Linked DNA regions of Homo sapiens: region 1 is linked to region 2. The links are chromatin loops, found by intact Hi-C in ENCODE. Cell type or tissue: PC-9. All regions are shown on one strand. Links, peaks and the distances in the headings refer to the core of each region. The heading gives the core; the rest is flanking DNA.

The links. A loop is a pair of places that touch in the nucleus more often than their neighbours do. Peaks named below come from ENCODE experiments on the same cell type or tissue, not always from the same donor. Only the 100,000 strongest peaks of a DNase experiment are listed, where the experiment ranks them.
Region 1: it touches region 2 in a loop (12-fold over the local background); 1 of 110 quality-filtered maps calls a loop at or near these places.

Annotation. Positions count from the first base shown.
Region 1 is chr14:102,803,337-102,810,464 of GRCh38, forward strand. The region is part of intron 1 of TRAF3 (TNF receptor associated factor 3); the gene reads left to right. Among named protein-coding and RNA genes, the nearest start is that of TRAF3, 29 kb to the left of the region's middle. RefSeq lists an enhancer at 2,365-2,454 and a silencer at 6,348-6,507. In PC-9, for the core only: no CTCF peak of the experiment used is centred there; no DNase peak of the experiment used is centred there.
Region 2 is chr14:101,979,899-101,982,398 of GRCh38, forward strand. It overlaps DYNC1H1 (dynein cytoplasmic 1 heavy chain 1), which reads left to right. Exons shown (of 78, transcript NM_001376.5): 4 at 1-76; 5 at 466-652. Among named protein-coding and RNA genes, the nearest start is that of DYNC1H1, 17 kb to the left of the region's middle. RefSeq lists an enhancer at 1,162-1,211. In PC-9, for the core only: no CTCF peak of the experiment used is centred there; DNase peaks (open chromatin) are centred at 503 and 953; H3K4me3 peaks cover 723 bases; H3K27ac peaks cover 2,280 bases.

The DNA.
Region 1 (7,128 bases), core at 2,802-5,301, 830 kb after region 2:
CGTGAGGTGGGGTGGTGGCTAAGGGCGTGAGTGCTGGTGGCAGGCTGCCTGGTCTGAGTGACCCTGGGTCTTGGGCAGTTACCTTCCGTGTGTCTCAGTTCTTTTACCTAGAAATAAGGATAATGGTACTTACCCCCTGGAGTGTGAGATGGAAAGCATTTAGCATAGGTAAGCTCAGTAAAATTTAGCAGTTTTAGTTATCTAGGACTATAATGGAGGTTAAGTTGGCCAGAAGTATAATTTTTTTTTTTTTTTTAAGAGACAGGGTCTCGCTCTGTTGCTTTGGCTGGACTCAAGCTCCTGGGCTCAACTGATCCTCCTGCTTCAGCCTCCTGAGTAGCTGGGTGTGCACCCTGCACCCAGCCAGAAGTGGAATATCTTGTTGGGGCTGGGCTTAGAGCTGGAGCTGGTGGCCGGCTCTGCTCGCTTACAGAATTCTGTACGGTTTCTGATTTCTCTCAGCCCATCTGTCCTTCACTTGCAAGCATCTGATGACTGCTGCATGTACCATAAAAACATGCAAATATATAATTCTTGGCTTTGAGGAGGTGACCCTATGAAATTGACTTAAAAAAGTTGGGCTGGATATAGTGGCTGGCGCCTGTAATCCCAGCACTTTGAGAGGCTCAGGCCGGAGGGTCGCTTGAGCCCAGGAGTTTGATACCCTGTCTGAGAGAGAATTAGCTGGGCATGTTAGTGTGCGCCTGTGGTCCCAGCTACTCAGGAGGCGGGGCGAGAGGGATCCTTCCAGGCTGAGATGTGAGGGTTCTTTGAGCCCAGGAGGTCCATACTGCAGTGAGCCATGATTGGGCCACTGCATTCTAGCCTCAGTGACAGAGTGAGACTGTTTAAAAAAAAAAACAAAAAAAACTTCAGAGGAGTCATATGATTGACTTGTGTGTGTCTACGCAGACTCCCTTTTCTCTGTAGAGACTTACAATCTTCAGTTCTCTGGAGCGTTCTTCAGATTCCCTTGCTCCATGACTGACCTTGGCTAGGAAAATAATTGGGCCGTTTTTGGTGCACAGCAGATGAAAATTATCAGTATGTCCCTAGCTTTCCACTGTGAGGCCGCCGTAGCAACAGAGGACAGTGGATGTGTGACTTGTACCCTTTCAGAGGGCCAAGAACGCAATATCCTAAAGCAGCCTTTTCTTTTTTTATTTTTTGAGTCAGGGTCTCACTCTGTTGCCCAGGCTGGAATGTAATGGCATGATCTCAGCTCACAGGAGCATCAACCTCCTGGGCTCAAGTGATCCTCCCACCTCAGCCTCCCAAGTAGCTGGAACTACAGGTGCAAGCCACCACACTGGATAATTTTTGTATTTTTTGTAGCGACAGGGTTTTGCTATATCGCCCAGGCTGGTCTTGAACTCCTGGCCTCAAGTAATCATCCTGCCCCAGCATCCCAAAGTGCTGGGACTACAGGCATGAGACATCACACCTAACCCTGTTCTTGATACCTGGTTTTTGTGGTCCTTTTTTTCTAAAATTCATATGAATTTTGAGTTCTGCTGTATGATATGTAATATATATGTTCTAATATTACAAACTTCTAAAAATCTTTCTGTGCACCAAAATTGATCCTCCAGGACAGAAAAAATGCCAGTGGTTCTTGTCTATACCACCATATTTTGAGGAACACAAGGAAAGATTTTGACCTTCCCTGGACGTAGAAGAATTTGTATTGTGATTGACACATCTTTAATGCCTTAATTACTTGCCTTCAGTTTTCTTTCCTTTTGGTGCTTAAGGGAGTATTTGTTCTCCATGCATATTTGGTACCCTTTGGTTTAGATAATTTAGATAATTAGCAACTAGTTTTGGTCTCATTATCAGACATTTTACTCTGGACACCCCATCACCACTCCCATCATGGGGGAGTTTGGAGGCCAGGAGATTCACTGGATGCTTCTTTTCTAGTGTGTGCTCTTCTTAGATGGGAAGGAAAAAGGTAAAACCTCAAAAACTCTGTGGTAAACTGATGTGGGAATCTGATACTAAAAATGTCCCAAGTGATTTAAAGTGTGTAAGAATTACTCACTTTTCTGTGGAGAGCGATGTGCATAAAGACAGTGACAAGTGGAAGAAGATATCCAGATGAGACCCTCACTGCCCTCGGTGAGTGGATTGCAGGATGCTGGGAGCCCCCTTGCGTAGAGACTCACCGCTGGACTCCAAGCCCTCTGTGGCTTCTGCTGTGGCTGAGTCATCGCTGCCCAAGACTACTGTTGGGTTCTCCTCCCTGCTGGTGAGCAGTGAGGCACCAGGGAGCCCCTGCCTGCAGCCAGCTCGGTGATTCCATGCAGTTTTACATAGGGAAAGAATGCTCTACCTGGCTACGTTTTCCTGTGTCCTGTTGAAATGAAGAGGTTAGTCATGCATTCCCTCAGCTAGAGCGTGAGGCAGTCCTTCCGAAGATTGTCCAATTTAGACCCAGACTCTTCAAAGGAAATGTCAGCATGTTTTGATGTCATGGTTCAAAACCTCACTGGGATGGTTTGTGTGAGTACATACCTGTTTTACTTTTAGTTTCACTAGAGGATGTCATTTGGACTAGTTGTTTTTAAGTGAACATTTCAAACTTAACTAAATTTGATTCCTGTTTCCTTGGTTGTAGTTACATGGAAAGACCACTGGGTCTGGGACAGTGGTTCTCATCCAGAGATGGAGTTGGTGGGGTGGGGGTGGGGTGCAGTTTCGTACCCTAGGGGGCATTTTGCAGTGTCTGGAAACCTTCAGAAGTGGGGTGGGGGATGCCACTGGCATTGGTAAGTAGAACGAGGGATGCTGTGAACACCCTGCAGTGCTCAGCATATCCCTACAGCAAAGAGTTTTCGGGTTCAAAATGTTAGTTGCGCCAAGGTTGAGAAACCGTGGCTTGGAAATTGTTCATTCACCATACTCTTCTTGATTTCTAGTGAATGTATGACTGTTAAGATTTTATGTTTTCATAAGGTGAGGTACTTTCTACAGAAATTCAGTCTCTTTAGTCATTAAACAGCAGAGGGCACTTGGAGGCTAGAGTGCCCAGAAGTCCATCAAGCCAGTCTGGATAAACCCTTCCCAACATGCCATAATTTACATCAAAACTTTGGTTAGCAGAATGGGAATTTTTGAGTAGATACCATTAGAAAAATAAAATAATTTTCCAGCTGTGGTTCCCAAGTTCCCCAAACTTATGTCTTTAGTCCAAGCTGCCCCTTGAGCTTCAGCTTCGGACCTGCATATTTATTTAACAGCTATTGAGTCCTTGGTATGTGCCGGGCACCCTCCTGTGTACCAGGGCATGGCAGGAAATGATATGGGCAGCTCCCTGTAGTCATGAGGCCTGTGTTCTAAGGCAGACCTTGAAGACAGGGAAGTCCATGTGCTGATTCCAGAAGAATAGAGGGGGCCTGGCAGGGCTGGGGGGAGGTCAAGAGTGGAGTGCTTCATACAGCTGGTCTCAGAGGGGCTCATTGTCCCGGACCTGCAGGACAAGGAGGCGTTTTGTCCACAAACCTTGAGAGTGAGTGAATGGGGCATGACTGGGGCCACTGGGTGTTATTGCTTGAATGACACCTAACCTGTCTCTAGTGAAGCTCTTGATTCCTCCCTACCCCCATCCAGATGCTAGAAGACTGGGGAGCATTTCTTGGTCCCTCTTCTCTCACAATCTGTCGTTGGTGCTCACTTCTGCACCCTGTTTTCCCACGTCCCTGGTCCCCAGCCCAGGCAAGCCTTCTGCTGATGCCGGTGGCCCCAACTTGTCTATCCACTTCACCCCAGTTTTCTCCAGGCCTTTCTCCATGCTGCTGTCAGAGAGATCTAAACATAGGTGGCCTCCTGCCCTTCCCTGAAAACCCTTTACGGCCTCTGACTGCATTCAGTGCACCCTGCATTCCTCCTGATAAGGTCTTGCGTCTCCCTGCTGCCCCAGCTTCAGCCCCAGGAGCCTGCCTGCCCAGGAGGCCATCATTGTTCCCCCTGGACACTGCCTGTCCTGCCTGCTGCCTTGTCCTCCTTTCTCCAGGGGCCTGGGGCCTCAGTCTCTCCATGCCTGCACCTGGAGTCCTGTTGCCTGTGTCCTACAGTTTCCTCCTCAGCCATCCCCACAGGGCTGTGTCCCTTTCTACTAGCCATGTTTATTTTCTTGTGGAGATGGGGTCTTGCTATGCTGCCCAGGCCGGTCTTGGTCTCCTGGCCTCAAGCAGTCCTCTTGCTTTGGCCATCTTTAGATGATAACTCACTCACCTGTGCTGCCTTTCACTTGGAGGATGGGTGGATGATTCACAGGGACCTGCCCTCCTTCCCGCAGAGTTGGGGTTTTTGTGTAGGGGATTTTTCTGTCAGTTATTTTTTCCTCACCTTTCAGAGTATTAAAAGAACTAAGCCATTAGTGGTGAGGCATGAGGGCAGCGACCACAGCTCCAGGGGAGCTCTCTTATCCCTACAGCTGGCAAATGTTCCACCCTGTTTTTATGGCACACAGAAAGGTAGGCGCATAGTGATGTTGTTAGTAAGCTTTTGAAGTAGAGCATGGTGAGTTAGTTGGCCTTTTTACGAAAAAGGAAATGGAAAACTAGCACCATGGCCTTGGCATAATTACTCCAACATGCAAATCAGTACTGGAAGGAAGTTGAGGCAGCATACCTCTATGCTCCACTAGTCCTTAAGACACGTCTGAAAGAAATGAAATTTTATTTTGTTAGAGGTGAAGGAATGCATGGATGGAATGCATGGTCCAGGTGTTTATAACTGTGCATTTATTTGGCGGTTGTTTTGGATGGACAGGAAGTGGGAGGGGAGGGCACAGAGAGTCACTTTGGCCACGTCCCTGGTTTGCCACAGGCTGATACTGGAGCATTCCTAAGTTTCGCAATGGAGATGGATGTGAAAGAAGAACACACTAGGCCAGGTGCGGTGGCTCACACCTGTAATCCCAGCACTTTGGGAGGCTGAGACAGGCGAATCACCTGAGGTCAGGAGTTTGAGACTAGCCTGGCCAAGATGGTGAAACCCCACCTTTACTACAAATACAAAAATTAGCCGGGTGTGGTGGCACATGCCTGTAATCTTAGCTACTCAGGAGGCTGAGGCAGGAGAATTGCTTGAACCCAGGAGGCAGAGGTTGAAGTGAGCCGAGATTGTGCCACTGCACTCCAGCCTGGGCAACAGAGCGAGACTCCATCTCAAAAAAAAAAAAAAAGAAAAGAAGAACCATACTAGTCAGGTGCTAGAGGGCTTCCAAGGCAGCCTCCAAGGGAAGGAAATGTCTGAGAAGTTATTTAAGAGGATTTGTTGGAACAGAAAAACTTCCAAATTGGTCTAGAAGGTGGACCCTAGCTATAGACGCATTTTACAGGACATAATGTAAATATTAAAGGCACATTTTCAGTATTTGGGGAAAATATGTCCTCTGAGTCGAATGACCAATGGCTGTTTCTAGAAAAATTTTAGTTGTAGTTTTAATTTGATTGTCTTGAGCATGGTGATAGATTGACTTTTTTTTTTTTTAAGACAGTCTTACGCTGTTGCCCAGGCTGCAGTGCAGTGGCACGATCTCAGCTCACTGCAGCCTCCACCTCTTGGGTTCAAGTGATTCTCCTGCCTCAGCCTCCCGAGCAGCTGGGATTACAGGTGCGCGCCATCACACCCAGCTAATATTTATTTATTTATTTATTTTGAGATGGCGTCTCGCTCTGTCACCCAGGCTGGAGTGCAGTGGCGCGATCCCTGCTTACTGCAGCTTCTGCCTCCCAGGTTCGAGAGATTCTCCTGCCTCAGCCTCCCAAGTAGCTGGGACTACAGGTGCGTGCCACTACACGCGGCTAATTTTTTGTATTTTTAGTAAAGACTGGGTTTCACTGTGTTAGCCAGGATGGTCTTAATCTCCTGACCTCGTGATCTGCCTGCCTTGGCCTCTCAAAGTGCTGGGATTACAGGCATGAGCCACTGTGCCTGGCCGCACCCGGCTAATTTTTGTATTTTTAGTAGAGACGGGGTTTCACCAGTTGGCCAGGCTGGTCTGAAACTCCTCACCTCAGGTGATCTGCCTGCTTCAGCCTCCCAAAGTGCTGAGATTACAGGCGTGAGCCACCGCGCCTGGCCTAGAGTGACTTTCTTAAAGCTCTGTGTCTCCTGGAAATGGAATGTATCCCAAATGAGGATTATTTTTAAGCTTTATAATAAAATCTTTCACAGCATAGACTTTTTTTTTTTTTTTTTTTTTGAGACGGAGTCTTGCTCTGTTGCCCAGGCTGGAGTTCAGGGGCGCAATCTCGGCTCACTGCAAGCGCCGCCTCCCAGGTTCATGCTATTCTCCTGTCTGTCTCCTGAGTAGCTGGGACCACAGGCGCTCGCCACCACACCCGGCTAATTTTTTGTATTTTTAGTAGAGATGGGGTTTCACCATGTTAGCCAGGATGGTCTCAATCTCCTGACCTCGTGATCTGCCCGCCTCGGCCTCCTAAAGTGCTGGGATTACAGGCATGAGCCACCGCGCTTGGCCCACAGCATAGACTTTTAAAGACCATGTAGGCAAGAACAGATCTTTAAAGGGAAACCTCAGTTTGGCTTTTGAAAGTTCATCTGATTGAAGTTAAACTGATGAAACATACTCCATCCATGCATTACCAAAAACGTTGGAGCACGGCATGGCAGTAGTATCTAAAACAGATTGGCAAACTATGGGTCTAAGAATAGTTTTTATGTGTTTAAAGGATTGTAAAAATAAGCAAAGAAGAATATGTGACCCATGAAACATAAAATAGTTACTGTCTGGCTCTTTATGGGAAAAAAGTTTGCCAACTCTTGGCTTAAAGGGTCAAGAATGCTTTACCAAAAAACAAACAACCCCCTCCCCCCTACAACTGTAATGTTTGAGCAGGAGTTTTACAAGATAAAGAATTTTGATCTTGAGGGGATTTGGGTGAGGATGGGGCGGTGCAGTGGGAGAGAGAGTATAGATACTGTTCATCACACCCAGTGCAGTCGGCTCTGGTGGGAACATAGGGTGACCTCAGTGTGTGGTGAGGACAGTGATCATGGCCCCTTTTACAAGTTGAAGCTTAGTTCTGGAGTGGTGGACCATCAGAAGCTTTTAAGTAGGAGAATGTCAATGTCATAAATTAGAGTTAATTGTGA
Region 2 (2,500 bases), core at 1-2,500:
TGATAAGGTTGAAGACCCAACATTTCTTAATCAGTTACAATCTGGAGTTAACCGCTGGATCCGAGAAATTCAAAAAGTAAGAGCACAGGATTGAAAGTTATGTAAAATATGTTACTCTTTAATATCTTTGGGAAAACTGATCTGGATTTTGTAAGTGAGGTAAATTATGTGATAACTTGTTAGTGGTGCCGCCTCTTGGTCCTGGGACTGTCCAGTGCAGGACTAGCCTTGGTCTGGGTGGAATGGTCAGGGGACAGTGTGAGATTGCTTGAGTAGTCACCCTGATAGAGCATTAATCTCAGCAGTCGTATACCTTTGATTTCAAATCAAGCCACTTTTGATTTACAGGGAAGGAAATCTACTTGAAATATAAAAATTGAGTTGTAATGCATGTGTTTTGTTAACGATATCTATTCTACCTTGTTTAAATAGTGAATACCCTTGGGTGTTATTTTATTTTCAAAGGTGACCAAACTGGATCGAGATCCTGCATCAGGAACTGCCTTACAGGAAATTAGTTTTTGGCTAAACTTGGAACGTGCGTTATACCGCATCCAGGAGAAACGGGAGAGCCCGGAAGTTCTCCTGACTCTGGATATCTTGAAACATGGCAAGCGCTTCCATGCCACCGTCAGTTTTGACACTGACACAGGTAACAACTAGAACTAATAATCTGATCAGTAAGTTATTGATCTGGCTTTTACGAGATCTTACTTGATAATTTAAATGAAAACTATAGTTTTCACAGATGTACTGTCGTTTTTAACCATTTCCTTTCTTACATCACATCTTATCTTTCCCTCAGTTCCAAGTAATGAAAATTATTCTCCTACACACTTAGCTTTCCCCTTTCCCTTCAGGGGATTTAAGAACATGAAACAGTCTCTAGGTATGAGCACAGATTCCTTCTTGTTTCCCCACTGCTGGGCTCCATGAGTCATCTCCACGAGTCGGCTGTACAATTGGCACAAAGTCAGGTATGCTTTTGACAGGCCAGGCAAGAAGGTGGTTTAAGTGAAGCAGTTCTATTTGCCCAGAGGGTTGTGGAAAAAGAACTGGTCAGTACCACTTTCTCTTCCTCTTTTTACTTGCCCCTTTCTCTTCTTTGTCTTCCTCCCTATTCTGACAAGTGGCCAAAATGAATTTAGTTTTCTGAGTGGAGAACAGTGCCAGTGATGTTGTTTTTTGTTTTGTTTTGTTTTGTTTTTTTCTTTTTAAAATTTTTAAAATTTATTTTTTTTAAGAGATGGGATCTCACTTTGTTTCCCAGGCTGGAATGTGGTGGCATAATCATAGCTCACTGCTGCCTGGAGTTCCCAGGCTCAAGCCATCCTCTCACCTCAGCCACCCAAGTAGCTGGGACTACAGGGATGTACCACCATGTCCAACTAATTTTTGAATTTTTGTAGAAATGGGGACTTGCCACGTTGCCCATGCTGGTATCAAACTCCTAGTCTCAAGCAATCCTCCTGCCTTGGCCTCCCAAAGTGCTAGGATTACAGGTGTGAGCTACCACTCACAGTCATTATTACAATTATTTTTAAATTCTTTTAAAAACTTTGTAACTTGACTGAGCTGCATTAGCACGTACTAGGTCTACAATGTTTGAACACGAGGCATTATTAGGCATTTCTGTTCAACTCTGTGCTCACAAAAGACATGTTAGAACAAGTAATTAAGACAATAGCAGTTGTCATGTTCTCACTTCCCCCAAAAAACGTATGGTACCCACATCTTAAATGTTAGAGAAAATTGTAAGTAGAAACCTTCCGGTTACTTAGATCACATTGCACACATTACATGCGCATTCACTATGCTGAAATGTATACTTTGATTTTTTTAACACCTCTGAAACTTTTGTTTTTTTCCTAATACTTTTTTTGATCTTATGCCAAAGAAAGTCAATAAATAGATTAGGATCCAAGCACTTTCGTGATTCCATGTCCTTAGTTAGTAATATGTTCACCTAAATTAAGCCATGAATGTAAAACTTAAATTTTAATGTTTTCAAGGATAAAATTTTAGTTCTTCTAAACTTAATTGTTACTAATAAACGTTAAAATAATATAGAACAGGGGTCCCCAACCCCCAGACTGGTACTGGTCCGCGGCCTGTTGGGAACCAGGCTGTGCAGAAGGAGGCCAGCAGCGGCGAGTGAGCATTACTGCCTGAGCTCTGCCCCCGTCACATGAGTGGCGGCATTAGATTCTCATAGGGGCGCAAACCCTGTTGTGAACTGCGCACGCGAGGGATGTAGATTGTGCACTCCTTATGAGAATCTAATGCCTGATGATCTGTCCACCATCTCCCATTACATCACCCTCAGATGGGACCTCCTAGTTGCAGGAAAACAAGCTCAGGGCTCCCACAGATTCTACATTATGGTGAGTATGTAATAATAATAATAGAAATAGGCTGGGTGCGGTGGCTCACACCTGTAATCCTAGCACTTTGGGAGGCCTAGGCGGGCAGATCACGAGGTCAGGAGATGGAGACCATC